Regions from separate parts of the Homo sapiens genome. Here regions 1, 2, 3, 4 and 6 are each linked to region 5. Evidence: chromatin loops called from intact Hi-C (ENCODE). Cell type or tissue: GM12878. All regions are shown on one strand. Region 1 overlaps LOC105379117 (a long non-coding RNA gene). Region 2 overlaps FER (FER tyrosine kinase). Region 3 overlaps LOC105379117 (a long non-coding RNA gene). Region 4 overlaps FER (FER tyrosine kinase). Region 5 has its middle 47 kb from the start of LINC01023. Region 6 has its middle 29 kb from the start of PJA2.

Region 1 (5,000 bases), 800 kb after region 5:
TGGATCAGGGTACAAGACAAATAATGGTTCTAGTGGAACTTGGGGGAAAAGCACTTTTACATGGAATTTAATATATTGTTCCCTGACTTATCTTTGTTTATGATTCTATAGTTGGATAATTGTTTTCCTCAATCCTATGACAAAAAGAGTTGGAGGCGTCAGGAAGAGCAAGAACAATTTGGCTCTCAGTGAATTTTTAATAAACAATGTGTTGCATCAAGAACAATTAAATGCTTTTAAATGTAAGATAATTTTACTTAGACAAATGGTTTTTGAGAAGTACTTTCAAGACAGAATTGAGTAGATAATTTCTTAGACTAATTACCTTATATCTAGCCATTCCAGTAAAACATGACTGGAGCACATATTATTTTACTTAATTTTTTTTCCATTTGGTTCAATTTTCAAATCTGAATACTTTTAAACATTGACTTCTATTTAAAATGTTCTGTTCACAATGCAGTGCTAAGTGAAAACATTAAACTGTGTTTTCCAAATTTTCTACGATAATCAGAAAAAGATTGTATATAAATAATTCCACAGGCAACTCTTTAGAGTATGTCTAAATGGCAAATTTGACTCGTCATTAATGGTAACTTAACATATCATGTACACCAGAAACCAGGAAAGGATCTATCTCATGTTCTCCTAAACCTCAGCCACAGTTGAACAACTGAAATCAATATACTTCTCAAGCAAGTGAATAATTCCTCAAAGCAATTTTTAAAAGGAAAAGAAAATTTTCTTTCATACAAGCATCTTTTCCCTCAGTGATTCTTACATTTGCCTCTTTTTCTCACAAATTTCTAAGATAGGAGATAGAGTTAGCCTTTATGTTTTAAAATTTTCCCTTGATTTACTAAAACACATATAAATTTCATGGTTTTTGAGGAACAATGACACAGAGGATAGTTGACTTAGGGTGAGGTTAGTATGAAGGAATAAAAATGTCAGTTTTTTTTTCCTCATAAATAAAAGTGAATTCCTAAAACTTTCTCCCATGACTTCAGGTAACTGGAGTAACATTTTTGGGAAGCTAAAGGCAAAATATCTCTATTTCATTATTTGGTGAAGACTGATAACCATTTGAGAAAAGTAGTTCTTATTGCTTGATTCAAGTTCCTGGAGAGCTATGGCTAAGATTTTTTTCTATTATACTTAGTATATAATGTAGTATAATTATTTGCATATTGGAGCCCTAAATTTGTTATATAAAAATAGCAGGTAGTGTGTATGAAAGAGAAAGAACTATGATACAAAAAAATCTGGCCAGCAGAGCTGCAGCTTTGCTGTGCAAAGGGTAGAATTATAATTTATTTTTTGTGACTGGCCCAGGGTAGCTGCAAAATAAGTGGCTCTGATAACCAAACAGATAATAGTAACTATACTTTTAAAAAACTTGCAATGATTTAATAGGACATTGGACACACGATTTTAATAGTCTGCATGCCTCCAGAGGTATCACTGTTTCTCAAATGGAAAAGCCAAAATGAAAATTCTAGTCCCTGTGAGAAGGTGTTAGAAGAAATCATTTTTAAAAACCCAAAAGGACTCACTTTATTATTTTTGACAAGAATTTCTCCCTAAATATAAAGATAAGATAGCATTGTAAAAGTGACTGTAAAAGAAAAAAACCCACTGTAAGGCTATTAGGGACAGCTGGCTGAACTGCTATGTCAGAATACATTTTTATTTCTTTAAAAATAAAACTTGAATATTGGAGTAAAATCTTATTTAAGATTTTTAAATATATAAAAATGCATACTTGTTATGCAACTTTATCAGATCTCAACATATTGCACATTTTGCCTATTTATTTCACAATTTATTTTGTAAAATAAATGAAACAAAGTTTTTTATGTTTTCTTTCCCTGGAAATAACAACTACCATTAATTTGATACTTAAGTTTCCAATAATTTCTTTATAGTCCACTGTTTGTCTTTTTTTTCCTTATTTGTGGTATCTTTTGATACACAGGAGTTTTAACATGGAAAAATTTATCACTTTTTATTTTGTGCTTTTGGTGTCTTATTTAATAAATTCTTCCTTATCCTGAGACAAAACAATAAATTTCTACATTTTCTTCTTACAGTTTTAAAGCTATGGTTTAAAATATCCAAGTTCTTGGTTGTCTTGGAATTTATTTTTGGTTTATGTATAGTAAATAATTTTATTTATATTTAATTTTTTTCCCATATGAATAACCAATTATATTTTTTCTCTGATTTTTGGGATGCCACCATAGATTTTTTTCTTTGGATTTATATACTGTTTCATTGGTCAAGTAAGACAAGTTACTCCCATTTTTTTCTTCAAGTTGAACAGACTATGTAGAGTCTTGTGTTATTATGTATGAATTGAGTATCAATTTGTTAATTTATACAATTGTATTAGACACCATTTCAGTCAGTTTCTTTCTGATAATTTGGAGAGACTGTTTAATCTTTCCATCCATGAACATTGTATATCCCTTTATTTTTTTAGGACTTTCAAAATGCTCTTTAATAATGCTTGATAATTTTCTGTATAAAGGAGCATTGCAATATTTTGTTAGAATTATTCCACATTTTGGCTACATTTTGTAGCTATTATGAATGGGGTCATCTTGTATATTATTTTTCAATTGGTTATTGTGAGTATATATAGTAATATTAATTTTTATATACTCATCTTAAGAAGAAAGATTAAGGCCACTTGCAATTGCCTACTAGCACACATTTTTAATAAAAATTTGACATTCTTTTTAATTCAGCTAAAGTCATGGTTGTCTAGAGATGACTTAATCATTAACTACATAGAAGTGCTGAGTAAAAAGTTCAGATCTTTTACTTTACATTATATTGGACCTAGTTTGGCAAAGACTTAATGACACCATCTAGTGGCAGTTTGAAGTTCTAAATAAATAGTAAAATGCATTTCCAGATTTTATTGGATAACTATTTGTGTTAAAAAAATTATGATAACAATCAATATCCTTGTTGAAAATGCCAAGAAACAGCAAGAATTAATTTGTCATATCAAAATTAATTATGCTTGTAGTCTTTAATTTTGCTGATTTCAAGATTAGAATGAAGTTATGCTTATGGAGAAACTTATCTACAATCTTTTATTTTGAAGCCAAATCATGTATGTGAAGATTTAATTTTTAAGATTGTTATTCAGGGAGTTGTCATAGTTCATGTTCACACCATGTTTTTGAAAAAATAAAATTACCAACAGCTGGCCGGAGTCAATCTACGTAATCTTTATAATAAAATGATCCTAAGAGTCTATACCATGAGGACTACTTTATATTTAAGGATCCTTTAACATAAGGCCTATTTTTATATCTTACTAATTAGAATTCTTTTTTGTGTGGGAAATAACAAAATCTTATGCATAATTCAACTCAATTTCAAAACAAATAGGGACAACTTGCTAATCACTTGAAAAAAGTATAAAGTTTAAAATACACTCAAGATGAATTAAAAATGTAAATCTATACAACCAGGCTTTAAAAGTTTAGAGTGAAATATATATGAAAGCTTATTTAATTTTTTGGTGGGGAAGACTTTTCTGATGATAGATGGAACCTCTAAGTGTAAAGGTTGATTAAAATTTCTATAGAACATTTAAATACTAAATTAAAGTGACAGTGTAATATCTCTGGTAAAAGTTTTTTAAATGACACTACCCTATGTTAACATAAGTTAAGGGTGAATACATAAAAAACAGGCATTCTTATTTTGCTACTTGGGAATACATTTGGAATAAACTTTATCAAGGGACATTTGGCAATGCTATTGAAAGTCTTAAAATATGCATAGTCTTTGCCCCAGAAATCCACTACTCAGAATGATTATAGGGATACAACAAAGAAATAGTCACAAGATTGTTCTTCATAGCACTTCATAGAACTATTGGTAAAATATTACACATTAGGAAAATGTAAATGTCCACCAAGAGGTGAATTGGGAAACTAAGAGTGTAGTTATTAACCATACATTGTTATTAACAGTTATTATGTTGTTATTAACCCTAATGTTACAGAAAAATTGTGGAAGACATTTAAAATACTTTTTACATATTTAATTATGTAATTACTCAATTAAGTGGAAAGATATTCTCAGAATAGTGTTAGATGAAAAGCAGAGTTTCAAATCAGTATATTTTCATTTTTTACAATATTTGTTTCCTTCCTTATGCAAAATACAGAATGACGACACTCAACAGGGGTTCTATCCTGAACATGATATAGGCTGAATGTTGTTTCCTCCCCAGATTCATATGTTGAAGCCTGAACCACCAATATAACAGGGTCTTTGGGAGGTAATTAAGGTTAAAACAGGTCATATGGGTGGGACCTTCAGGATGGAAATAATGCTTCTAAGAATGCTTCAGAGAGCTTCTGGGTACACACTCACCCCACCCTCTCCCTACTCTGCCCCGTGTAAGAACACAGCAAGAAGGTGGCCACCCATAAGCCAGGAGGAAAGCCCTCATCAAGCAAATTGACTGGTGCCTTGATCTGGGACTACTAGCCTCTAGAACTGAAGAAAGTAAATGTCTGCCGCTCAAGCCACTTGGTCTACGTTATTTTGCTATGGCCTCCTGAGCAGACTAATATACATGAGGTAATGAGTAATTTCTTTTTTTGCTTATCTAGGTTTCTAAATTTTTTGTCATAAACATACTGCATTTGTAATTTTAAAAGATATTTTAAAATCAAATAATATTAGAGAAACTCTCCAGCATATACAGATGTTTCAGTGAAAAACTCATCATTAGTTAAATCAGTTATTTGAAGCTGGTTTGTGATTACCTTGACATATTTTTATTAATTCTCTCCATACACTAATTATTTGGCTTATAATTAAATTTACAAAGCAGATTGACTCCTTAGCTATGAATATCAAAGATTGATAAGGTTTCTAAATACACTACTGAAGAATAGGTTTATTTTCCTCCCATCTAACTATTTTGCAGTTATTATTTGGAAACACTGACCATTTTAATCATT
Region 2 (5,000 bases), 240 kb after region 5:
CTAGGGAATTAGTACAACATCTGTTGTGATTATTGTCTTTATAAATGATCTGAAAGAGGAGGGTCTTCCTAGTGAGGTATCTAGATGACATTAAAGTCTTCTAGTTGTGAAGAGCAAAACCAGTGAGTACAGATGATGAACAAAGAAACACCAAAATTAGCTTCTCTCTGTGCTAGAACAAGTAACAAATCCAGCATCTTAAGATTTTATATTCTTTGACTGTAAGCACTGATTTCAACACATTTAATGTTGAAAATTGCTTCCAGATTTAATGTTTTATGATTTTATGAGCCTGGGTAAGTGCCTGGCACCTAATTAATGCTTAATGAATATTTAAAAAATAAATAAGTGAAACCAATCAGGGAATAAAATATAGGAAAATATAATTTTATTTTAATGAAAATATAAACTTATTCTGGTATAAAATTCAAATTATGGTTACAGTTAGGGAAAAATGAGTGCAGGGAGTGAATACTGGGAAACTATACGCATTGTTTACTGAATATATCAACACTTAAGTAGAAAAACAAAATTAATAAATTGTTAATGTATCTTTGGAGACTCTTTTTTGGCAAAAGAATACCTTTGGTGAAATAGAGCAGTGACTTAATCTAAGAAACAGTATAGTAGTTAATTGCATAGTTTCTGGAACAAAGTTGCATAGTTTCTGGATCCACAGTCCTTGGATTTGAATATGTGGCATCAGCTATTTTTTGGCTATATAACTTTGGGCAAGTTAAACTTTCTGTACCTCAGTTTTCTCATCTGTAAACTAGGGTTTGTAACAGAAACTATTTCATAGGGTTAATGTGGGGAGTTAAATGAGATAATCCATCTAAAATGCCGAGAAAATGCTTTCTCCTAAGAAATTCTTTACCCTATATTGTCTTTTATTGTTTATTAAATATAAAATTTTATAAAATTATTCTCAGTGTACAAAATGAGATTTATTTTGATGGACGTGATATAAAGAATGGTTGTTGCGGACAATAAAATTTAAAAAGTGAGTATCCAAAAAAGAAAACTAGAGGAAATTATGCAAAAAGGCAAGAAAATTAAAAAATTTTTTTTTGATTGCATCTAATTATAAAGGGAGCCAAAGACTTTAAAGAAGGAGATGTTTATGTCAGAATTGTGACCCAGGGAAGTTTTACGGAGTAAGACTTTTGACTCTCTTGCTCTTTTCTATTTTTCTTATTTGGTTTCATAAAGTTTCTTGAACTTTGGTCCCTTAGAAAGAATGTTCTGTACAATGCCTGAATATGATACCTGGCATCTAGTAGTTGTATCTTTGTTTAAAAAAATGAATGAATAAAGCAGGGATTTATAAAGCAATTAACAAATCATTATAGAATAGGTTATCAAAAGTGGAGCCTTACTTTCCGATTAAACATTTATGGTTTTGAGTATCCCACTCTACTTCCTCTCTAGCCCTGACACTTCATTTTGTGTTAAGTGTAGTAGGTTTTTGTGGCAAGGAAATTTAAAATTTTTATTTCTGTTGAGACCTTAGAGATCATTTACACATAATTTATATTCTTTTCCTTTGAATGAAGAATTATAAAGTATTGGAGAGTTATACCTCAATAAAAAATAAAAAAAATTAAAACACATTGGATTAAGAAAAGCTTTGTAGCACAGCTATCTGCAAGGTTTTGTTTCAAGAAGTGCTTGAAAGTGAGGTATATTCTCAGAGACCTTGAGATCCAAAACCTAAAATAAGAAGACTTCTATATGTTTCTTAGGAATAAAATCAGGTATTTTATTTATCTAATTTAAAAAATCAAAGGCCAGGTGCAGTAAGCTCACACCTGTAATCCCAGCACTTTGGGAGGCCGAGGCGGGCGGATCACCTGAGGTCAGGAGTTCGAGACTAGCCTGGCCAACATGGTAAAACCCCGTCTCTACTAAAAATACAAAAAAATTTAGCCAGGCACGGTGGTGGGCACCTGTAATCCCAGCTACTCAGGAGACTCAGGCAGGATAATCACTTGAACCCGGGAAGCAGAGGTTGCAGAGAGTCAAGAGCATGCCATTGCACTCCAGCCTGGGCGACAAGAGCGAAACTCTGTCTCAAAAAAAAAAAAAAAAAAAAAATCAAGTAGAACAGAGATTTATTTCTTAGATAGTGTTTCTTTACTTAATGTACAAGGATTTTCCGTTTGTTGCTCGAAAACGCAACATTTGTTGGCTGTATCTGTTCCTTTAATCCAGAACTGACTAGTATACTTCCATGCCAACAGGGGGAGATAGTATGAAATAGGAGATCCAGATTTGCACCTCTCTTCTATCTTGCTTTTGCCTCACACAGGAAGGTTTGTTGGTAAATTGACTTCCTTGGGCCCACTGTCACTATCTCTTAGCTAAATTTTGAGATGGAGCAGAAAATGAAATGTCCTCATTGTAAGGATCAGCTGGAGTCTGGTTTCGGCTCCCAATCCTGTAAAACATGTGCTTTAATGTTCAGCTCTGAGCCTTCCACATCAGAAGTCCACAGAGATCAGGTAAGGAGAAGTTCTGCCACAGGCCTACTTTACCCAGGGCCCCAGACATTATCTAAGAGTCCAGCAGGTCATCTATTTTATGCGGCTGCTTCAAATGGGAAGGATAATTTCTCTTGACTTCTGAATCTGGTGGTAAACAAAATTCTTTTGAACAATGCTATCACTTAGATGCTAAACCAAAGCCACTGAAAAAAATGAAAGTGGCTTCTTTTCACATTTGTATTTTATTTCATTTGTTTCCTTAATTCACCTCTCAGTTTTGAGAAAAATATGTCCTTTCCAGTATTTCAATACATGGAAGGTAAAAGAGAGTGCAGTTTTATTGAATATTTGAGGAGAAACATGGCTCAGATTTTAAACTGAGCCATGTTTCTCCTCAAATATTCAACAAAGATGATATTAAGATTTCTATTTTTCAAATTTCAGTTTCTATTCTGGCTGGTGAGCTCAATTTAGCCTTGTTATTTTCAATGTCTGTCACCAAAGGAAACTAATAATGTTTTTCTTGAACATAGGTATTTAATAGTTGGTGACCATAACTGGTAAAGCTTTTCATTATGATATGTAGCTATATAGTTCAATGCTAATTTTGTAATCAATGTTTATGGTTTAATTTAGGAACTTGGAATACACTAATTCCTTACTCTTTTAATGTATAAAATATAATTTCTGTTACTAATAGGAATATAGCCCTATTTTAAATCTGTTGTGTTGGTGAAGAATTATATTTATATGTCATTTTGCGACTTAATTGCCTGCATTCTCTTGAGTCCCTTATTTAATGCCTCTCTTTTTTAGGCTTTCTTTTTTCAGATTCACTATATTAGGAAAACCTAATTCTGGTCTTCAAATAAGAATTGTCAATGCCAAAAAAGTTTATGTATTTTCTTTATTTTGAAGATAGTTGAAATACATACACGATTCTTGCTTTAATATTACTACATCCAGTGTTTGGGTTATGGTGTTCCAAATATGTGTCTTATATTATTGGATAAGTACTGTTTGTAAATATAATGACCATTACTTGTGTGCATAAGTTTTGCTTATCTGGTTTATAAATTTATAAAAATATTAGAGGATATTGAATCCATTGGGATCATCTTCTCCAAATTATCATTTTATATATAATAATGTCTCTGAAGCCTGAGGTAATTAATGACTCACATAGCTAGCTAGTGACTTGCATAACTTAAATTTTTTTAACTTTAAAAAAGTCTCGCTTTCTTGTTACCCTTCAATCTCTGATATATATTCTTTTATGATCCTTCTTTAATATTTTTCTTTTTTTTTATACACAGTCATTGTCTTTTCAAAACATTTTGTGCTTTTTATTTATTTTTGAAATTGTTCTTAATTCTCTTAAATTTTATTAACTTTTTTCTTTTATATTAGAATCTTCAATCTCTGATATATATTCTTTTATTATCCTTCTTTAATATTTTTCTATGTATTTTTTTATACATACCATCGTTGTCTTTTCAAAACAATTTTGTGCTTTTTATTTGTTATTTTTGAAATAGTTCTTAATCCTCTTAAATTTTATTAACTTTTTTCTTTTATAGTAGTTCTACTACATATCTTCAAAGTAAAGTAGAAAAGATTACAGTTTTATTATTTTTCTCATTTATGTAAATTCTGTTCAGAGTAAATAGAATAAGAATTTTTGCTTTGATGGCTATCACCCACCATCCTTAGGAAGGCATTACATGTAAGGATGCACACTGACTCTTGAAATTTTAAAACAATTCAACAAGTACATACTTAATTGAACTCTCATAATTATGAACTTCTACCCATAGCCTTGATGATTTATCTTGGTTATTAACTAATACTGACCTAAGTATAATGAGACCTCTTGATAAACCTAAAAATATACTTTTAAGTACTTTTCATTGTCAGTCTGCTCAGTCAGATGTTACCACACTCACTTGGAGACATACATATTCAGTCACACATACCTGAATTGATCATAGGAAGCCTTTGTATTCTCATGGAGTCACTATTTAGCCTCTGTGTTTTATACAGATGTTCTTGACATCTTTTGTTTTTATATTCTGGTATTATTTATGATTTTTTTTTCAGTGAATTCTTACCACCATAAAGTACATACTGATTCACGAGAGTATATTTTAGGCAGAAGTTGTCCTTTTATCAGAAACTGACATTCCTCTGGAGATGAGACTAGTCTAGACATAGTTTTCTGGTAAGCCATAGCCCCTCAAGCTGCTTTTCTGGGTCATCTGTTCCCTCCAAGTAGTGTGTCATATTGATATTGTATTATGTGTGGTAGATCCATTCTTTATTGGAATTTCACTTCCCTCTCCTATTATAATACACTTTTCCATCTTGTAAGAATTTTTAAATTTGGCCTTTGAAAGCTCATTCTGGTAAGCAAACTTCCTGTTCAACAGAAGATTGCTCATTCTCCCATATCCCATGTAATTCAGCATTGAGAAGTGGCTCTTTTTTTTTTTTTTTTTTTGAGACGGAGTCTCG
Region 3 (5,000 bases), 790 kb after region 5:
ATATTGTTTTAAAAAGTTCTAAGCCAAAAAGCCACCTCAATTATTACAAAGAAAGAAATACCTTAGAATAAGTAACCAGAATATTGTCTTGAAAACCAGAAATATTGAGCAAGAAAAGACTACGTGAGAAGGTAAGTCCAACACACAGTACCGTGACATGTAGATGTCCAGAACAGAAGACACTAGGAGACTCCAGATACGGCAGTGACAAATGCCCGTCCTGCACCAGAAGTTATCAAACCTTCTAATTCAATCATTAGGTACTGAGCAAATGTGGAGACAGGCTGAAAATCATTTATCTAATTGACAAGGACCAGTGTGGGATTTAGGAAAGGGGGAAAGTGAGTAACAGAAGAAAACACAATGATGGATAATTGAGGTCCTGAACTCATGGCTAGAGAGTTATAACTCCCAGGTAAGGTAAGATTCGTAGTTAATAAGGTGATACCAACAGCAGACATTTGGGATATATATTTCTCGATATAATTAAGTTGGTGGTTAATAAATGCTTTTATTATTTATCTGTTTTCCAAAGTTATGAATTAAATAACTCTTTGAGATACTGTAAAACCTAACTCACCTACCTGACCCAGATGTGACCATTTGATAATCAAGGGTCCTAATAATGTTCTGTGGTCAGGCATTCTTCCATAATTAACACACTTAGAGACACAGGTCCCTCAGTGGCTTCTGAGCTGAGGTTAGGCCTGGCTTTGACATCAGCCTAGTGTTGTACCTGCTGTCCTTTCACACATTCAAGGATATTTATTGAATGCCTGCATTGTGTAGGCTTTGTATGAGTAAGAACTAATCCTTGCTTTTCAGGTGAAAGGAGGGGTTGGAAAGGCTTTCTCTGGTGGTAGTTACTGTACTTACCACATTATTGGTCAGCCAAAGTCATTCCTCACAGGTTCGACACTGTGTGATGTCAAAGCCAGGACTAACCTCTGCTCAGAAGCCACTGAGGGACCTATCTCTTTAAGTGTGTTAATTATAAAAGAATCCCAGGCTACGGAACATGATCAGGACCCTAGATTATAGGTTATATATTAAAAGGAAACGAAAAGACCAATGTAAAGCAAATATGGGAAGTAATTTGCAGGAATGAGCTAAGTTAAAAGACTCAGTTGTTGAGAAAACCAGCTATGTTTTGGCAAGTCAAGCAGGCAAAGATAGTGGAGTGAACTGAGTGTGTACTTATGGAGCCCCCTCGAGGAAGCTTACCCACCATATAGCTCCTTTAATAAGCTTTTCCACCTCAGCAGAATTGACCACTCCCAACTTTACCCACTGATGTACCACGAACAGTTTTCAGCACTTATACCTTCAATTCAGTTGCTTTATTTTGTTTATTTTTTCACTAAAAACTGTCATATTCATCTTTGTATCACCAGCACCTAGCGTATTTGTTACTAACAGGGATTTAGGTGACAAATTACATTATCTGCCCTAGCGATTGGTATTGCACTGGTGGTAATCTAGACTTTGAGAGTGTGTCAGGTGAGAAGGTAGCTGGAATAATTATGTTGGCTCCATACAGATGAACGATTCTTAGAATATATATCTTGTCTGCTCCATAGTGGTTTGCACAATGCTTAGCAAGGATCTAGTTTTTGCTCAATACATACACAATTACTTGATATTTAGACAAGCTGAGCCAAGCGTTAGTGCTTGCTTTATTTAACAGCTGATGGCTGATGGCTGCTCTTTAAAGTGGATGTAAAGGATGTGAAAAGAGAGTAGACAAGAAATATACCATTGGGGCCGGGCGCGGTGGCTCATGCCTGTAATCCTAGTACTTTGGGAGGCTGAGCGGGTGGATTACCTGAGGTCAGGAGTTCAAGACCAGCCTGACCAACATGGTGAAACCCCGTCTCTACTAAATACAAAAAAATAGCCAAGAGTGGTGGTGCATGGCTACAATCCAAGCTACTTGGGAGGCTGAGGCAAGGAGAATTGCTTGAACCTGGGAGGCGGAGTTTGCAGTGAGAGGAGACTGTGCCATTTCACTCCAGCCTAGGCAACCAGTGCGAAAACTTTCTCTCAAAACAAAACAACAAAAAAAGGAAATATACCATTGGTTCTTAGGTATATGAAACAGGTACCCAAACTTATTCATAACAAAAGAATGTAAATTAAAACCACACTGATGTGGTTTTTACCTATTAATTGGCAAAGATCAGGAAACTTAGTAATGGTAGTTTCAAGAAAATGAAAGTGTAAAACTAGTACAAACTAGAAAAGCTTCTAGACAGCAATTTTGTAATATCTATCAAAATTAAAAATATAGATACCCTTTGTTTCAAGAATCAATTTCCAAGGATCCTAGGATCAATATGCTCATATGTGTAAAATGATGAGTCAGCAAAGTTAGTCCCTGCAGCATTGTTTGTGCAAGCAAAAGATTGGAAACAAACCAAATGTGTAGTCAGGAGGTACCTGTTTGAATAATGGCACTATGTACAGTGGAATATTATGCAACTATAAACAGAATGGGAATGCTTTCCTTTTGTGCGTGCTGGTAGAAGAATCCCTAATATATGCTAAGGAAAGACAAGAAAGGTACAGAACAGTGTTATAATTATGCTATCCTTTTGTAAAAGAAGAGAAAAAGTGTGTGTGTGTATGTGTGTGCACGTGCACTTTTACATGCATAAGATATCTTTGGAAGAAAACAGAAAAAACTAGTAACATTATTTACCCTTGAGAAAAAAACCAGGTGACCAAGAGGTAGGAATGGGAAGGAGAGTTTTCCCTCTGTGTCCCTTCATGTTTTTGAAATGCAGAACCTTCTAACTACATGGCCTATAAAAAAAAAAATAAGTAAAATAAACACAGTTAAGTGACACTGTGGTTCTTGGCAGGGAGCCAACGTTGTCATGGTCACTGGCTGCAGCTGTTACACTGGCGTGGTCACCTACAGTGACATCTACTGGTGCTTCCTAACAGCACTGTTAGGTCAGTATTTTTCAAACTTGATTTCAAAGTGGGCCATGGAACCAATGTAGTGGGTCCAACCAGCATTAAAAAAGAAAGAAAGAAAGAAAGAAAGAAAGAATAGAAAATATCAGAGTACATAACAAGTAGTAAAGGTAAATAAGGATAAATACTGTTGTATGAACTCCTGATTTTTAAAATATTCTTATGTGTTCTGATATGTCTTTCTTACTGTGTCAAAAATGTTAGGAAGTCACCATCTTCGGTGGGGACCTTTCTCAGACAATCTATTCTTCCACAATTCTCCTTGAGCAACCAAGATATTAACGGGGAAGACTTGAAGTTTCTATGCTGCTTGATCCAGAATTTTCTCACCATGGATGTGGGGTTCTCACCTTTGAAGGTTGGTCTCTGCTTATGTCTCCATTACCATTACATTGTCTCTGTTCATGCCAGCTCCAGGCTGTGTGTCTCCACACTCGAAGGCACATTCTTTCTCCTTAGGAGTATATCCCATTCCATGGCATACTGTGGAGTTAACAGGGCTGACTGGAGTTTGGATGTGGTGGCTAAGACCAGAGACCTGGAATCCTTCATGCATCCTGAGCTTCAGAGACCCCTGTAACCATGTTCCTTTTCAGATTGACCCCAATTCCTTGACTCATGCAGCTGCACCATCAGCAATGCCTTTCTCTCCATCCCTGCTTCCTTCTATCTAGCTTTTTTCAAGATCTTGCCCAGGGTTACATCTTCCATGGAACTTTCCCTGATTCCCTCAGCCAAAGTGACCTGTCATATAATCATCATGCTCTCTTGATTGCAATTGAAAGAAACACAACTCAAACTGGGTTTAAACAAAGAGAATTGGAGCTCAGCTAATTTAGAAGTTCACAAATAAGTTGGATCCACAGACTGAAAGATATCAGGAAGCATTACTTTGTTTTTCTCAGTGATCCTACCAAAAGATCCAAGATCTCACTAGCCTAACCTGGGTCATTTGCCCAACACTGAATCAATCATTATAGCCCCTGAGGTTAGAATCCACTGATTGGCCAGTCTCAGATTACATGCTCTCCCCAAGAGAGCATCTAGTCATAGAGAGAAGCTATGTGGAGTGTGAAAAAGGGGTGGTTCCTTGAATGTATTCGTCTAAAGTGCTGTCAACTGAAGAGGGAGAATGAATACTGGGCAAGCAAAAACAACATGTGTTCTTGTCAACTTGTAATCTGTACAGTGAAAACACCAACTTCTAAATATATTTTCTTGTGTTAATACTTTACCTATGTGCTATGGTTTGTATGTTTGCACCCAACAAATCTCATGTTGAAATCTAATCCACAATGTGGTGGTGTTGGGATGCAAAGCCTAGTGGGAGATGTTTGGGTCATGGAGGCAGATCCTGCATGAGCAGGTTAGTGCCCTTCCTTGGGGGTGAGTGAGTTCTCACTCTATTAGTTCCCTGGAGAGCTGATTGGTAAAAGAGTCTAGCACCTCCCTGCTCTCATACTTCCTCTCCAGCCATGTGATCTCTGCACAGCTGGCTCCCCTTTCCCTTCTGCCATGAGTGGAAGCAGCCTGAAGCCCTCACCAGAAGCAGATGCCAGTGCCATGCTTCTTGTACAGTCTGCAGAACTGTGAGCCAAATAAACCTCTTTCCTTTGTAAATTACCCACCCTTGGGCATTCTTTTATAGTAACAAAAAATGGACTTAGGTGCTATGTGAGCATGAATCATTTACAATAAAATTGTCAGACAAGTAAGATTAACATTTCACTTCTCAAGTTATATTATTCAATTGTTCTACATTTTCCAGGCTTTGTCATTATTTGTTTTCTCTCAATTCTACTTAGATTTCCACTGACCAATTCTCATGGAGAATTGAGTAATTAATCAGTTTATAAAATCTATAACAACTATAAAAATATTGAATTCATTGTGTTTTTGCCCATTGATTTTTGTCAAATATTTTAATCACAATAAACATTTTAAATTTATGAAAGGAAGACCAAAGTACATTTGGAGGAGGAAATCTCTCATTTCTGTTTTTGAGCATTCTTTCTCAG
Region 4 (5,000 bases), 140 kb after region 5:
GCTTTTTGATGAATCAGTCTGATTATTTAGTAGTCACATAATACATATATAATGTAACTTGAGCCTGTACAACTAGGGTTTCAACTATATATATTTTTAAAGCAGTAATTTTTAAGCCTGGCTATAGAGCCACTTCTGCTATACCACCGGATTTGAAAACATTGAAATCTTGGTTGAAATCATTTCAACATTTAAAAACTTGGTTAATGAGAGGATCACCTGAGGCCACAAATTGAAGACGAGTCTGGGTAACATAGCAAGACCCTGTCTTAACTAAGTAACTAACTAACTACACCACCGCCCCCCCAAACACACACACACCACACATATATACACACATGCTTTAATCTATCAAAAAAAAAACCATGAGTTTGTTCCCACACAATTGACATATTAGGAACGATTTGAGCTTAACGTTAATTTTGCATTTGTTTATGTCTGAAACCTGAAGAAGCACTAGGTGAATGCAGAAAACTATAACTAGCTTAACCATGCTGCGTAGGAATACATAGTAGACACACACTTCAGTCCTTTACTGGCTACCTTCATTTACCTTTTTGTTGTGAGCCACACTCATCCACATGTGGCATTTCAACTTTCTGTCAAATTTTGAATAACTCTCCCCTTTACAGAATTCGCAAGTTGCAACCTTTCTGAAGTCGACTTTGACAAGCAAGCTTCAGGTCTTTTCAAAATGAAGTGCCATGTTAATATAGTAGTCATGTGCTTCTTAACGTTTAATATGTGTAAAACTATGCAAAGTTTTTTCTGTTAGGTTTCTGTTTTTAAAAAAATGTGTCCCTGATTAGTTTCTTGAGTATTATGCCTTTAACCCCATTTGTCCATAAGCCCTGTGGTTTTTATTCTGTAATTTTTGTACAATCTCATGGTTATTAGGCACAAAAATATTTTGTTACAGTAGAGCTTATACATTAGAATTAGTTGTGGAGCTTTAAAGTACTGATGTATAGACCCCATCCAAAGCCTGTTAAATAAGAATCTATGGCCTTAGAGCCAATAATTGGTATTTTTAAAAAGTTTGCAGTTGTTTGACTGGGCATGGTGGCTCATGCCTGTAATCCAGCACTCTGGGAGGCTGAGGTGGGCAGATCACTTGAGCGCAGGAGTTCAAGATCAGCCTGGGCAACGTGGCAAAATCCCATCTCTACCAAAAATAAAAGAAAATTAGCTGAGCATGGTGGCCTGGTCCTGTAGTCCCAGCTACTTGGGAAGCTGAGGTGGGAGGATCACTTTAGCCCAGGAGGCAGAGGTTGCAGTTAGCAGAGATCATGCCACTGCACTCCATCCTGGGCAACAGAGCAAGACACTGTCTCAAAAAAAAAAAAAAAAAAAAAAAAAAAAAAAAAAGCTTGCAGTTGCTTCTTATTGCAGCCAGAGTTGTGAACCACTAGTCCAGGGAAACCGTGAAGCTTTGAAGAAAATGAAGAGAGGCTCTTATGAATGGGAAGTATCTAAAATTTCCTTTGAACTTGCGATTGAATCTTTGAAAACTTCAGCTTTAGGGGAATTTAAGGAGTTGTCTTCTGGATTTCTATATTCCATAAAGACACAGAGACTCCAAAAACATTCTTCTTATGTAATGGGCAAACTCACAATAAAAACTGTTGTTTCACAGAACCATTTATTTTGAGTTATTGTGTAGTGCACAGACTATGCATTCTTCATGGAATTTTTATGTTGTATTTAAAAAAATTCAAGCAAAAAGAAAGCAAACAAGTAGTTGGAGGTGTAGTCTGCAGTGAAAAGCTATTTATAACAACTATTATTTAGGTATTTTTCAAGCTTGAGTCATCTTCGTGATTTATTTTCAATGTTTTAGTATAATTATAGCTCCAGTAGTAGTTTGTTCTTTAATCCAGTGTTGTAGAATAAATACTTTTGGTATAATAAACTCAGAGCACTTAAATTAATACCTGTTTATGGAATACTGATTTACCTCACTACACAGCTGTTAGTTCAAATTTAGAGGGCAAGAAAGGACTAATATGCATTTCTAAAAGTTATGTATTTTCCCCTTATGTGTAGTTTTCTCTTTTTCAAAAGTTGCATGCAGAGTTTACTTTCTTTATATCATGTATTAATCTTAGTATAACTGGTACTATTTACCTCTATAGTCTTCCTAAGCATAAAATAGGCATTGTAGGGTTTATGTTAATTATTTTAGAAGCCTGAGATGCTATTTAATGTATGCAATGATCTCGTTTTTGGGGTAGATGAGAATAAAATTTCTGTAAATTGAATTATTATTCCTCCTTTTTATTATGAAATAGGTGATGTGTTTATTTCTAGGAACCATTTTATTTTTGGTCACAAAACAACACTGCCAAAGAATCGCATTTAAGAATTTAGAAAATTGGCCATATGCGGTAGCTGACGCCTGTAATATTAGCACTTTGGGAGGCCAAGGAGGGTGGATTGCTTGAGCTCAGGAGTTCTAGACCAGCCTGGACATCATGGTGAAATCCCATCTCTACAAAAAATACAAAAAGAAAATTAGTTGGGCATGGTGGTGTGCGGTGTATTCCTGTGGTCCCAGCTGCTCAGGATGCTGAGGTGGGAGAATCACCTAAGCCCGGGAAGTCAAGGCTTCTGTGAGCCGTGATTGTGCCACTGCACTCTAACCTGGGTGACAGAGCAAGACTTTCTCCAAAAAAAAGATAAAAAGAATAAATCTTTTGAAATCACATTTTACATTTCAGGTAAAAGCAATATTTTTAATAATATTAATATTAATATACAACTCAGAATTCTGAAAAATGTTCTAAAATTTTAAAATCTCAAATTAGTAATTTGTTTTCCTGGGGCATTGGGAAATGTGTGCTGTCTTTTTCACTGTGTTAAAGTAGTCCTATTTCTAATTATCCAGTGAGATATTGGGGCGGTTAGATAAGATGATAATTTTATTTAATTGTTCTGTTCAGGGAGATTTGAGAGATGGGTCATTACTTTAGTTAGAAAGGCAGTTACAGTGAGAGGCCTCTTTCATTTTCATATCCATAGCTTCTCACAGAGCATGTCATATCAAGAGTGACTCACCAATCTTGCCCTACAAGGACTTCTTTTTAGATGTGCTCATACTACAAAGTAGGTAGCCTAAAGGAGTAGATAGCTTTTCCTATGGCTCTTCACTTCTAATTTAATGATTAAGTACTAAATAGAAATTAAAGATTACTATGTAATTTGTAACCAGTTTAATAATATTCTCCTTAGTTTAACCTAGATAGTTATTCTTTTTTATTTTTAGAAACAGGGTCTAGCTCTGTCGCTTAGGCTGGAGTGCAGTGGTGTGCTCATAGCTCACTGTAGCCTTTAACTCCTGGGCTTAAGTGATCCTCTCACCTCAGCCTCCCGAGTAGCAGGGACTGCAGGTGTGCACCACCATGCTCAGCTTTTTTTTTTTTTTTTTTTAATTTTTAGAGCTGGGATCTGACTCTTTTGCCCACGCTCGTCTTGAACTTTTGGGCTCAAGTGATCCTCCTGCCTCAGCCTGTAATTCCAAAGTGCTGGGATTATAGGCATGTCCCACTGCACCTGGCTAGGTAGTTATTCTTAAAGTAGTTTGTAGATATTAAGACCTTTAGGTTCCCACACTGCTCCCTCCAAGCATCAGGTTATGTCAGGTGTAACACATTAAGAATTAGTTTTGTATTTGAATGTGAGCTCTTCCATTATTTAGGTGTGTGACTTTAGGCAGATTAATTTATCTGACATTCAAACTCCACATTTATAAGATGAAGGTATTTTCTTCATAGTGTTGATAAAAGGAGTAAATAAGAGAAGGCCTGCTGCGAGTGTGCAAGAGGTTGGTAATATTAATAAGTGAAGCCCCAGTATGTAAAAGAGGCAGAGAGCGTCTCTCTCATTTAGATAAGCAAAGTTAGCTTTAATAGGAGTCAGGTTGGAAAGAACTAATGGAGACCATCAATTCCACCTGTTCATTCTATGTGAGAGAGAAAAAAAGCATTTTTTTAAAATAGAGATTCAGAAGAAGGAAGTGTCTTGAGTATATAGATTAGTTTATACCTTCTGGGAGTAAGAACTGAGTTTTAATTTTTTTCCCCCAGAAGTCTATTTGAGGAGTTTGAAAAAAGATAGATAAGGCAGTAGATGAAAAGGTTGATTGGGTTGGAGGAGGAAAGAGAGGACTTTGTTTTTTAAAAAAATATTGAGCTGATGGGGCCAATGAAGGATAATCTGGAACTACAGGAAATAGAAAATAACAGAACGGCTTGTCTAGGACATGGAAAGGGAATGGGAAAGAGTGGAGAGCAGGAATATAAAAAAAAGAAGCTAAAGAAGAGATAAAAATCTCCCAGAATCCTAACTATAGTTCATTCTTCTCTTTAAAATTTCCAAATAGGCCATTATTGTTTTAACAGTCCTCTACTAGAGCTGGATCAACAAAGGAATCTTCTCTGGACGTGAGCTATAAAAGTCAAGGAGTTTGTGAGGATGGCACTAAATAAGGAAGTAGCTATTAATAAATAGGAAAAGATCACAGGATGCTGGAACTGAAAGGGACTGTGAAGGTATTTTATTCAATGCTTAATTTTTGGTAGGAGAAAACTGCTGAGGTTAGGCGATTTACTTCTGAAGAATAAAGGTGACTATGGCTGGTTATTTTTCTGGTTACTGTTCTTCAAAAGAAGAACAAGAAAGGTGGCCCTTAAGTCCAAGAGGAATAAAAGCAATTGAGGAGCACCAAGAAGCTGGAAAAGTATTGGGAAAGAAAAGGTAATATAATTTCTTAATTTCTTTTCTGGCCTGTTCTGTGTTTAGATACTTAGATTTACCTTTTTAATACCAGTAGTAATATCCCGGTAGTCATGTGGTTCTCTAACTTTTGAGACTGGACCGTAACTGAGCTAATGCAGCTCAGCATCTTTGGTACCAGTCATTAGAAACCAATTATTTAATTTGATTATATTGGTTTTATTTAAAAAATTTAGTCTTTGTCCACATATTATTTTTGCTTTCAT
Region 5 (5,000 bases):
TAAAGGGGCATGGCAGAGAGTGATGATCAGGATTTGGGACAGTGGGACCAAAAGTGAGAGCAGGAGAGCTTTACAGAGGATTTCCAAGCAAGGGAGATAGTTCTCAGCAGCCTGGTGGTCATGGGTGGACATAGAGGAGAAAAAGAATCTAACTGAAAAACAAGTAATTTCTTCTCCTCCTCCTCCTCCTCTCCCTCTTCCTCCTTCACTTCCTCATCCTCCTCTTCCTCCTTCACTTCCTCCTCCTCCTCCTCCTCCTTCTTTCTTATATGCTCTTGTGGTGGTTTTAAAACACGTCCACAAATTCTTTCACACTTCTCCCACCAAGAGGTAAAGTCCATGGCCCCTCCTCTTGAAACTGAGTGGATCTTCGTGACTGCCTCAATGAATAGAGTACACTGGAAGTGACACTGAGTCCCTTATTGGCTAGGCTAGAAAAGACCAGGCAGCCTTGGCTGGTGCCCCTGGGATACTCACTCTACTCACTCTGGGAGCCTTTGGCCACTCAGTAAGAAGTCCAGCTGCCCTGAGGTTTCCTTGAGACCATGTTGGGGGGCAACATAGAGGGAGAGATACCCAAGGAACTCAACTGTTCCAGCCCTAGCTGCTGGAGTCTCCCCAGTACAACTACCAGCTATAAATGGTGGAAGGGCCTTCAAGATGACCCCAGGCCCAGCTACCTTTCATGGCATAGCAATAGATAACTTGAACAGAACAGCTCTCCGTAATAGGGGCTTTCATCTTTCTTTTCTCAAAAGGGCAGGTATCCTGGAGGTCTGAAGCTGTCTTTGCTCAGAAGGTTAAGTCTTTGTTTTCGAAAGTTTCTGTCCCTCTCTCTGTGTCTCTATCTTTCTGTGTCTCTGTCTCTCTGTCTCTCTCTCTCTCTCCCTCCCTCTCTCTAACCGCAGGATTGTGTGGATAGGGAGGGCTCTGTTGATTGAAAGAGAGGAGAGAACCCAGTTCTAAGTATGGACGCTTTCCAGAGCCTAGAAGAAGTAAAGGGGTGGTAGGTTCTTGTAGTTGACACTTGTGCCCTCCCCTACACAGAAACTCAGAAGGATGTCTGATGGGACTGGTGCAAGAATGCCTGTTTGCTGAGCACAGAATGCCTCAGTCTTTAGAGCCTCCTCAGAGGACCCAGTGGCTGACTTCGGTGCAGAGGGGCAGGTGCCACAATCAGCAGAGTGCCATGTAATAAGTACAAATAATGAGGATCTCAGTGCAACTATGATGAGCTCATACCAGGCTCTCCTCCCCAAGGTTTTTGGATAGCACAAGCTGCTTGGGACCCTTACATAACACTAGAGAAGAGGAAGAACTCCTAAACATGACTGATACTGAATTTTCCATTGTAATTTTTAATTAAGAAAAATACCCTTTATTGTCCCAAAGATTTATTAAATCAATCTCACCTGATAATATACATACATTTGTGAATGGTGAGATTACCTTAACCATCCCAAAGGTGTTTACTATCTTCATATGAGGTTTTGGTATTAATAAATCAAATGATTTCTTATTGATGAAAATTTTAGGCAATGTAAAAAATAGAAATTTTTAGAGTAATTAAGTCATGAGAAGGTGCTTTTGGGGCTTTGGGGGAATCCATTAAGCTGCCCTTGCTCTTGAGAGCATCCCCATTTCTTCACTTCTGAAATGACAAGATCTTTCAAAGCCCCAACATGGCTTGAGTGTTTGAAAGCTCTAGGATGATTTTTATTTGTTCTCTCTGATAGAAATGTCAAATGCAGGAGTTTGTGTGACACAAAATGTTTAGGCACACATAGCTGTTGCCATGAACAAAATCTTCTGTATACAAAGGAAGTATTCTGAACTGTTTCCATTTTAGTTTCCAGTAGCCTTTAAAATAACCAAATAAGATCAATCATTAGGGCTTAATGACCCAGAAACTAATGCTGGAAACATTTACTCTTTAATGATGTCTCCTCTTCCTTCCTTGGCCTCCCTAACTAACATAAATTCATCATTTGTCTGTGTCTATGAAGTAAGATCAGATTGACTGGGGGTCTCTTCTCAATATTTTTTTTTTACCTTAACCATGTACTGCAGTTGATCAGAGCAATTAACAGTGATCCAATCCAGACAGAAAGTTATTTTAAATAACCTGACAACCAATCTGAATTCCAACTCTATGAAGGAAACTTGGCCAAAATGTGTTTAGTGTGTTCAAACATAGGCACTATTCAAAATCAAAGCAGAAAAAAAATGAAACTCTGTTAAAAGTGGCTCAAGATGAAGGCATTGCAATTCCCATCTTGAGGGCGGCTGATGAGTTCTTTTCAAGGTGAGGTGTGCCCTAGCATGCAGAGAGGACAGAAAGGGATAAAAGGAACAAATAAGCAAACAGAATGTGCTCTCAGAACTCCCAGCTTGATTTCCTCAAAGAAAAAGTAGAAATAGATCAAATCAAAGCATTCTTTAAAGATGCTGAGGTGGCTTTAACTGACTAAAATGTAGCTTTAAAAAAATCAGTATCCTAAATGCCAGGTGATTAATAAAGGTCAAGCAGGCAACTTCCGGACTTTATCAGTATAAGCTTAGTCGTGTGCCTTTATTAGGAAATGATCAATACCTTCCTACTTAGCAATATTTTAGGGAATATTTTCCTATAATAGGTAAGGTTTTTAAAATATGAAGACAAAAGTGTAGTATAGTTACTTTGTTTTTCTGGTAGAGCTAAGGAAGTAAATGAACCTCACAATAGTCAGTTTATGCACCCAAGTGAGATTAATTGCTTTACTTACACCATTACATTATTACACAATTCTTGTTATGTGGGGTTTTAAAAGTCTTCACTGTTTAAGCTGTTTTCATTTTAGTTATTCTGTTATTTACAACTGAAAGAGAAAACTGGAGAGGTCTTTGTGAATCTCTACCATATTTTTTTATGACTTTTGATTTCAAGAACCAAAATTGAGGATAAACCTGAAGCAAACACTGTTGAAATGGCCTTTGCAGTACAGACTTCATAGGCTAGAGGGCACAATTGTTTTAGCTGGTCCAAGGCAATGGAAAGCAAAACCTAGTCAACTGTTTCTTACACAGTGACCTAGCAGTTTTAAAATTTGGACCAAGAACGTGAAATTGCTCCTCGCTAAAAATCCACATCTGCTGGAAGAAACAGTAGAATAAAATGTGCATTTTCTATAGTAGTTTTGGATGTTTTTTGCAGAGGTCCTGGGCTTGTGAGAAAAAATAGAACACTCCAAAAGGTCCTTTGGTTCAGCAAAATTTTCCTATCTTAGATTTATCAAGCTGTCCACTCAGTTTTCAATGTGGCCTTTTCCTTCTAAAAATAACATCCTCAGCCGGGCGTGGTGGCTCATGCTTGCAATCCCAGCACTTTGGAAGGCCAAGGCGGGCAGATCACCTGAGGTCAGATGTTTGAAACCAGCCTGCCCAACATGGTGAAACCCCGTCTCTACTAAAAATACAAAAAAAAAAAAAAAAAAAAAAAAAAAATTAGCCACGCGTGGTGGCAGGTGCCTGTAATCCAAACTACTTGGGAGGCTGAGGCAAGAGAATCACTCGAACCCGGGAGATGGAGGTTGCAGTGAGCCGAGATCACGCCACTGCATTCCAGCCTGGGCTACAAGAGCAAAACTCCGTCTCAAAAACAAATAAAATAAAATAAAAAATAATAACAGCCCCTCCCTCCAATGTTTGTATGTATATATGCATATAACGTACTTGACAAGGAACTTGGTAAATACTTGACTATCATTAGGAAATTACAGGGTTGATTCTAAGTAGTGAGATTATGTCTTCTATGAAAATGGTTTCTTTTTAAAATGTACACATATTAATAATTTTTTTTTCCTAAAGCAGTTAGTTAGTCAATGATATTGTGTGGCCTTAACATTGTCTCTGCCTTTATTTGTTCCCTTCCTGCTTAGGGCTTTCTGGATCTTCTTTGCTGTTTTACCTTTTTTAATATGAAATGCTTCTGGTTTCTCCTCCTCACATATCATGTATGACCCCAAGTCCCAGATTATTTTTCTCTTTACTCATTTCTTCTGCTTCCTTCATGCCAGCACACCCAGGCAGAAGGAGAGCCACAGGAAAAGTGACCTCCACACTCACAAATTCCTGCTTCATTTCATCATGTTTTTTGCCTCACAAACTACAATTCTTATTCCCAAATTCAAATTTTTTCTTGAGTGATAGTTGTCTTTCTCTTCTTTCTGCACACCCAAAGATCTCAAGTAGGATATTTGGGGACTGATGAAGGGGAGAACTCAAGGAAATGATTGGGGCCTCAAAGAAGCTTCTAGGCCAGGTGTGGTGGCTCATGCCTGTAACCCCAATACTCTGAGAGGCTGAAGTGGGAGGATTGCTTGAGCCTAGGAGTTCAGCGCCAGCCTGGGCAAAAGAAGGAGGCCCTATTTCCACACAAAAAAATTTTTAAATAGCCAGGCATGGTGATGGGTACCTGTGGTCCCAGCAACTTGGGAGGCTGAGATGGGAGAATCGCTTGAGCCCAGCAGGTTGAGGCTACAGTGAGCCGTGATCATGATCATACCACTTTACTCCAGCCTGGGCAACAGACTGAGATCCTGTCTCAAAAAAAAAAAAGAAAAGAAAAGAAAAAAGAAGAAGTTTCTAGATAAGGGATAAATGTCTCATTAGATATGATGTTAAATACTTTTTGAAGCCAATCTTTCCACTTCCACCTATGAAATATATTCCAAACCCATCTGTGGTAGGCAGAATGTTGGGCCTCATGACCTTCTCCCTCTGGAGTCACTCCTGTGAATATGTTACTTTACATGGCAGAATGGACTTGACAGGTGTAATTAAGGTTACTAATCAGCTGACCTAAAATGGAAGGTTATATTGGCTTATCCAAGTAGGCCCAATGGAATCACGTGAGCTCTTAAAAGCAGAGATATTTTTCCAGCTAGTAGTAGAAGATAAAGTCAGATATTCCAAGATGAAAAGGATTAAAAGTGCTGCTGTTAACTTGAAGATTAAGGTAA
Region 6 (5,000 bases), 760 kb after region 5:
GAAATAAATTGAATTCATAATTTAAAATTTTACCCCAAAGAAAACTTCATGTCAGATTAGTCACTGGTAAATTCTATCAAACAGTTAAGGAAGAATTCATACCAATTCCACACAAATTCTTTTTGAAAGTAGAAGAGTATGAAGCCAAAAAAGTATGAAGTATGAAGCCAAAATTACTTTGATGTCAAAACCAAAGAATAGAACTATGGAGAAAAATATCTTGTAAACAGAAATAAACATCCTCAGCAAAGTATTATCAAATCAAATCTAACAACATATAAAAAGAACAATGCATTATGACCAAGTAGGTTTATTTGGAAAATGCACGGTTGGTTAAACATCTGAAAATCAATCAATGTAATTCACTGTGTTATTAAAATAAAAGGAAAAAGCCACAAAATCATCTCAACAGACACCAAAACATTTTTTAAAATTCAAGACTATTTTATGATTAAAAACTTGCAACAAATTGAGAATAGAAGAGGCTTTCCTCACATTAACTAAGGTCACTTATAAAAAACCCTACAGTTAACATCATTATCAGTGGAAAACAGCCCAATTCTTTGTATCTACAATTAGGAACAAACCAAGTTATGTCCATTCTTACTACTTTAACATTGCACTGAACAGCCTAGCTGATATAATACAAAAAGAAAAACAGGGTTAAAAACTGTAGAAATTGAAATGGAAAAAGTTAAACTGTCCTCATTTGCAGATGACTTGATTGTACATGTAAAAAACCCTTAGGAGTTTACAAACAAGGTACTAGAATTATTACAAGAATTTAAGATTTGCAGAATACAAAATCAATATTTGTAAATTGGATTTCTATATACTAGCAAACAATAAGCAATGAACAAAAAATTTTAAAACTCCATTTACAATAGAATTTAAAATATTATGGAATAAAGTTAATGAAAGCCATGCAAGCCTTGTACATTGAAAACCATAGAACATTGCAAAGCTAACTTAAAAAGACCTAAATAAATGGAGAACTCTAATTATGTTTACAGAGTGTAAGACCCAATATTGTTAAGATGACAACCTTCCCCAGGTGATCTATATCTTCAGTTTCATCCCAATCATAATTCTAATTGGCTTTTTATTTTTGAAGAAAATGAAAAATTGATTTAAAAACTCATATAGATTTATACATAAGAAATGAAACTATACAAATACTGGAAGAAAATATGTGTGAATCACTTTTTAGCATCAGTATTTACAAAAGCTTTCTGTGAGTCAAAATGCAGTAACAGGAAAGATTGATATATTTTATTAGGTGAATATAAAATGTTTACATATTAGAAACATCACAAATAACCTTAAAAGATAACTGACACACTAGATAAAACATATAGGAGAGATAAAGGGCTTATCTCTCAAATATAAAAATCACTCTTTCTGTAAAATAGAAGGGAAAACACACCAGTATCAAAAAGCACACTTAATACCCAGATCGTGGTTTCTAATACCATTCTCCAACGAAAGAAACCAGGGCTCCTTGGAGAAACGGCTGACTCTACCACTTGGGCAAGTACTATACAAGATGAGCCGGGAGCATCTTATAATACCAGAAAGTACGGAAATGCTGCACACACACACACGCCCCACCCCCCAAGCAAAACCTGAAACCCATATTGATGAGGGTGTGTCAAAGGTGCATAGGAGCCAACTTGAGAGAGTTCTTACTGGCTGAAGCTGAATCAGTTTGAGCAACAAAATAAATAAAAGGGTATTGGATTTGGATTATAGCCTAGGACAAAATACATATTCATGAGTCTATACTGATACAAATAAATGATTGAATAAAGTAATAAATGGATGAGAAGGAGCAAATCTTCTGTACAGAAGAATTTCAAATAATTTATTTAGCTACTTCACCCTCAAGGAGATGGAACATAATTCCCCACCCTGAAAGCGTGGGCTGTGCATAGAGACTTCATTTCAAAGAGTACAGTATAAAAGAAATGGGAAGAAGTAATTTTACAGTAGTTCTCTACTGACAAACACTACCTAAGCCAGGTTATTGAGGTTAACATCGATATTCATAAATCACTTGTTGGTAGAATGTACCCTATGATGTGATGAGAGTGGCTCTCTACCTGTGAGGTCTTGCCCCACACAACCAATAACCCCAGTCTTAGAATAAGAAAAACAACAGACAAATTCTAATCGTGCAGCATCCTACAAAATACCTGACCAGTTCCTCCAAACTGTCAAGATCATCAAAAAGAAGCAAAGTCTGAGAAACTACACAGCCAAGAGGGGCTTAAGTAGATACACCTCTAAAATGCTATATTGTATCCCAGATGTGATCCTAGAACAGAAAAATAATTAGGTAAAAACTAAGGAAATTCAGATAAACTATGGACTTTATAACATTAATATATTAATAATAATGTATCAATACTGGCTCCTTAATTGTAAACTATGTGCCATACTAATGTAAAATGTTAATAATAGGGAAAACTGGGTGTAGGGTATATGGTAACTCTCTGTAGTATCTTCTCAAGGTTTCCATAAACCTAAAATTGTTCTAAAACATCTATTTCTAATTATATTTTGAAAATTAAATAAAATAAAAAACAGGGGGAAGAGGATAACTAATCATTAGAAAAATGGGAAAAAGACAGAAATAGACAACTCACAAAGAAGATATAAAAATTGCCCTTAAATATCTGAAAAGATCTTCAGTTTCACTCATAATTAGAGAAATGCAAATTAAAACCTTTATTTTGTCTTTGCAAAACCTTTTCTATTTTGGAAACAGCACCCTCTTTTGTTGAAAAGGTGCTCTCTCACCCCACTTGATCCCTCTGGTTCTAGTTAAAACTATCAGTTGTGCCGGGCAGAGTGGCTCATGCCTGTAATCCTACCACTCTGGGAGTCTGAGGTGGGAGGATCACTTGGGGCCAGGAGTCTGAGGCTGCAGTGAGCCATGTGCTCCAGCCTGGGCGACAGAGTGAGACTCTGTCTCAAAAAAATTAAATAAAACTATCAGTCATAACCATTTGACACATACTAATCACTCAGTTATTGTTAGCTAGTAACTTGTTATCTGGCTGTGGTAAAACCTACACTTGAGAAAATTTCTATTCATGCATCTATTACATTAGTATGGTACATAGCTTAGAGTTAATGAGCCAATATTGACACATCATTATTAACTAAAGTCCATAGTTTATCCAGAAATTGAAACATGGTCCCCTTGCAGGTTAGGAAGATTGAAAAGAGGTTAATAGTCAGTGTGGTAGGCATAGTGGAAACAGCTATGTTAGTAGAAGAATTTATATGTGAATTAGGACATACAAGTTCTTTACTGGGTCAGGCCCAAGATATATGCTATGTAATTAGATTGAAAGTTCCCCTGACTCTACTCCCTCTTTCCTACTTGCATGATCAATATCTATCATATCAGCCACCGCAGTGACATGTTTGGGCTGCTATTAATTTCTAGGGTAATCATCAAGAAAAACCATTAAGAGAGTCCCTTTCTCTGACACACACTACTTGTTCATCATAAAATTGAAAGTGTGTGGGGAAGAATATCTTACATCAGAGGCCATTTGGGCCTCATTTACCTCTGTCCCCAGCTCTGAGAAGATGTTCATTTGCAGGTTTTAGATGATTGGGTCCTCTGTATAGTGGTGGATGGTGAAATCCAGCTTGTGATATCAGCCATTTCCTGATTACTTTATTCTTAGTAAACTGTAGATTCTCACTTTGTTTACAGATATTTTCTGGTTTCTAATACTGTAGCCATGGTGGCTTAGTTTCTGATCTCAGTATATAAATCCCCAAACAGACAAGCATTTATAAGTGGGCTTAGGCAGAGTCTGCTAACAATTGTCAATTTCTAGGAGTCCTGTGTCACTGATTAAACCTGAACTACCCGGGAGACCACAGGAAACACTGGAACGTGAATTTATCAACTTAAAATGAAAAATATCATGGGAATAAGAAGACTCATAATCAGAGTGAAGAACTTATTCTCGCCTTTAAGGTACATGTGATTAGAAGGTTATGTGGTAGACATAGAAATCTTAACAACAGGCATTAGATAAATCAAATGTTTGTTACTACCAAGGCTGATAGGTCCATATCTTTATGGATATAGTCTTGCTACAGGGATCAAGGTACTCAAAATATGATACCCAAGATTCCCTTTACTCAAGAATCTGCTGAGATGGATAGTGCCAACTTTATTCTCTACAGCTCTCATTTATATGTGCTGGGAAGGGTACCAAACTGTTTTCCATGACTTTCCCTTTCTGGATTTCTTTAGATGATATGACAGGTATATGCCTGACAGGTATCACCTTTATATTATGATTCTGAAGGTTTAGGAACTTGTCCCTTTTGTAGGAGATTGTGTCCACAATTACTAGGTATTTTTGTAGGAGATTGTGGACACAAAATATCTAGTAATTGTGCTCATTTTGCAGTTGAAGTCTAATTAAGAATTCTATTGCTATCATTTTTGAGTTCTTGAGGGCCACTGGAATATACAATTCTCAATACACACCACATCTAACTTCTCATAAGCACAACATTTTCAATTTGTTGCTATATGGAGAAAAACTTGTAAGAAACGGATAGACGATAGCCTCATAAATTTTTCTTTATATTATAAAATGTAACAGACAGGTAAAAAATGTTGAGTTGTGAAATTAAATTAACTATAAAAGATATATCTATAAAATAATCAAAGGAGAAAGTTGTTCTTAGCCTAGACGGGGAGCAACACTTTAATACCACTTATTGTGTTTTCTGTGACTTAATTAATTTTTAACATTTGATAAATTTTAATCTTAATAATTATAGTGATCAGCATCAGATAAGGATAAATTTGTTTTTAGAATGCATAACTAATATTCTAAAACTTTTTTGGAAAGACCACAGCCTATATTGGAGTGAAAGATCCAAACATAATTTTTTTTTTTTTTTTTTTGAGACAGAGTCTTGCTCTGTCACCCAGGCTGGAGTGCCGTGGCACGATC

Evidence for each region. Peaks named below come from ENCODE experiments on the same cell type or tissue, not always from the same donor. Only the 100,000 strongest peaks of a DNase experiment are listed, where the experiment ranks them.
Region 1: it touches region 5 in a loop (8-fold over the local background); 29 of 110 quality-filtered maps call a loop at or near these places.
Region 2: a loop joins it to region 5, with 3 times the contacts of the local background. A loop is called at or near these places in 10 of 110 quality-filtered maps.
Region 3: it touches region 5 in a loop (5-fold over the local background); 30 of 110 quality-filtered maps call a loop at or near these places.
Region 4: it touches region 5 in a loop (2.0-fold over the local background); 3 of 110 quality-filtered maps call a loop at or near these places.
Region 6: it touches region 5 in a loop (12-fold over the local background); 21 of 110 quality-filtered maps call a loop at or near these places.

What each region holds. Positions count from the first base shown.
Region 1 is chr5:109,476,578-109,481,577 of GRCh38, forward strand. All of the region lies in intron 4 of LOC105379117 (a long non-coding RNA gene), which reads left to right. Among named protein-coding and RNA genes, the nearest start is that of PJA2, 69 kb to the left of the region's middle. In GM12878, a CTCF peak has its summit at 2,873 (motif pointing left); no DNase peak of the experiment used is centred here.
Region 2 is chr5:108,922,286-108,927,285 of GRCh38, forward strand. All of the region lies in intron 10 of FER (FER tyrosine kinase), which reads left to right. Among named protein-coding and RNA genes, the nearest start is that of FER, 180 kb to the left of the region's middle. In GM12878, no CTCF peak of the experiment used is centred here; a DNase peak (open chromatin) is centred at 2,403; H3K27ac peaks cover 1,012 bases.
Region 3 is chr5:109,466,056-109,471,055 of GRCh38, forward strand. It overlaps LOC105379117 (a long non-coding RNA gene), which reads left to right. Exons shown (of 8, transcript XR_001742838.2): 3 at 1-131; 4 at 3,187-3,340. Among named protein-coding and RNA genes, the nearest start is that of PJA2, 59 kb to the left of the region's middle. RefSeq lists an enhancer at 2,756-2,835. In GM12878, CTCF peaks have their summits at 1,201 (motif pointing left) and 2,928 (motif pointing left); a DNase peak (open chromatin) is centred at 2,866.
Region 4 is chr5:108,815,770-108,820,769 of GRCh38, forward strand. All of the region lies in intron 3 of FER (FER tyrosine kinase), which reads left to right. Among named protein-coding and RNA genes, the nearest start is that of FER, 70 kb to the left of the region's middle. In GM12878, no CTCF peak of the experiment used is centred here; a DNase peak (open chromatin) is centred at 3,032; H3K27ac peaks cover 341 bases.
Region 5 is chr5:108,678,489-108,683,488 of GRCh38, forward strand. No RefSeq gene overlaps it. Among named protein-coding and RNA genes, the nearest start is that of LINC01023, 47 kb to the right of the region's middle. RefSeq lists an enhancer at 2,907-3,407. In GM12878, a CTCF peak has its summit at 3,003; a DNase peak (open chromatin) is centred at 3,003; H3K4me3 peaks cover 246 bases; H3K27ac peaks cover 481 bases.
Region 6 is chr5:109,436,198-109,441,197 of GRCh38, forward strand. No RefSeq gene overlaps it. Among named protein-coding and RNA genes, the nearest start is that of PJA2, 29 kb to the left of the region's middle. In GM12878, a CTCF peak has its summit at 2,785; no DNase peak of the experiment used is centred here.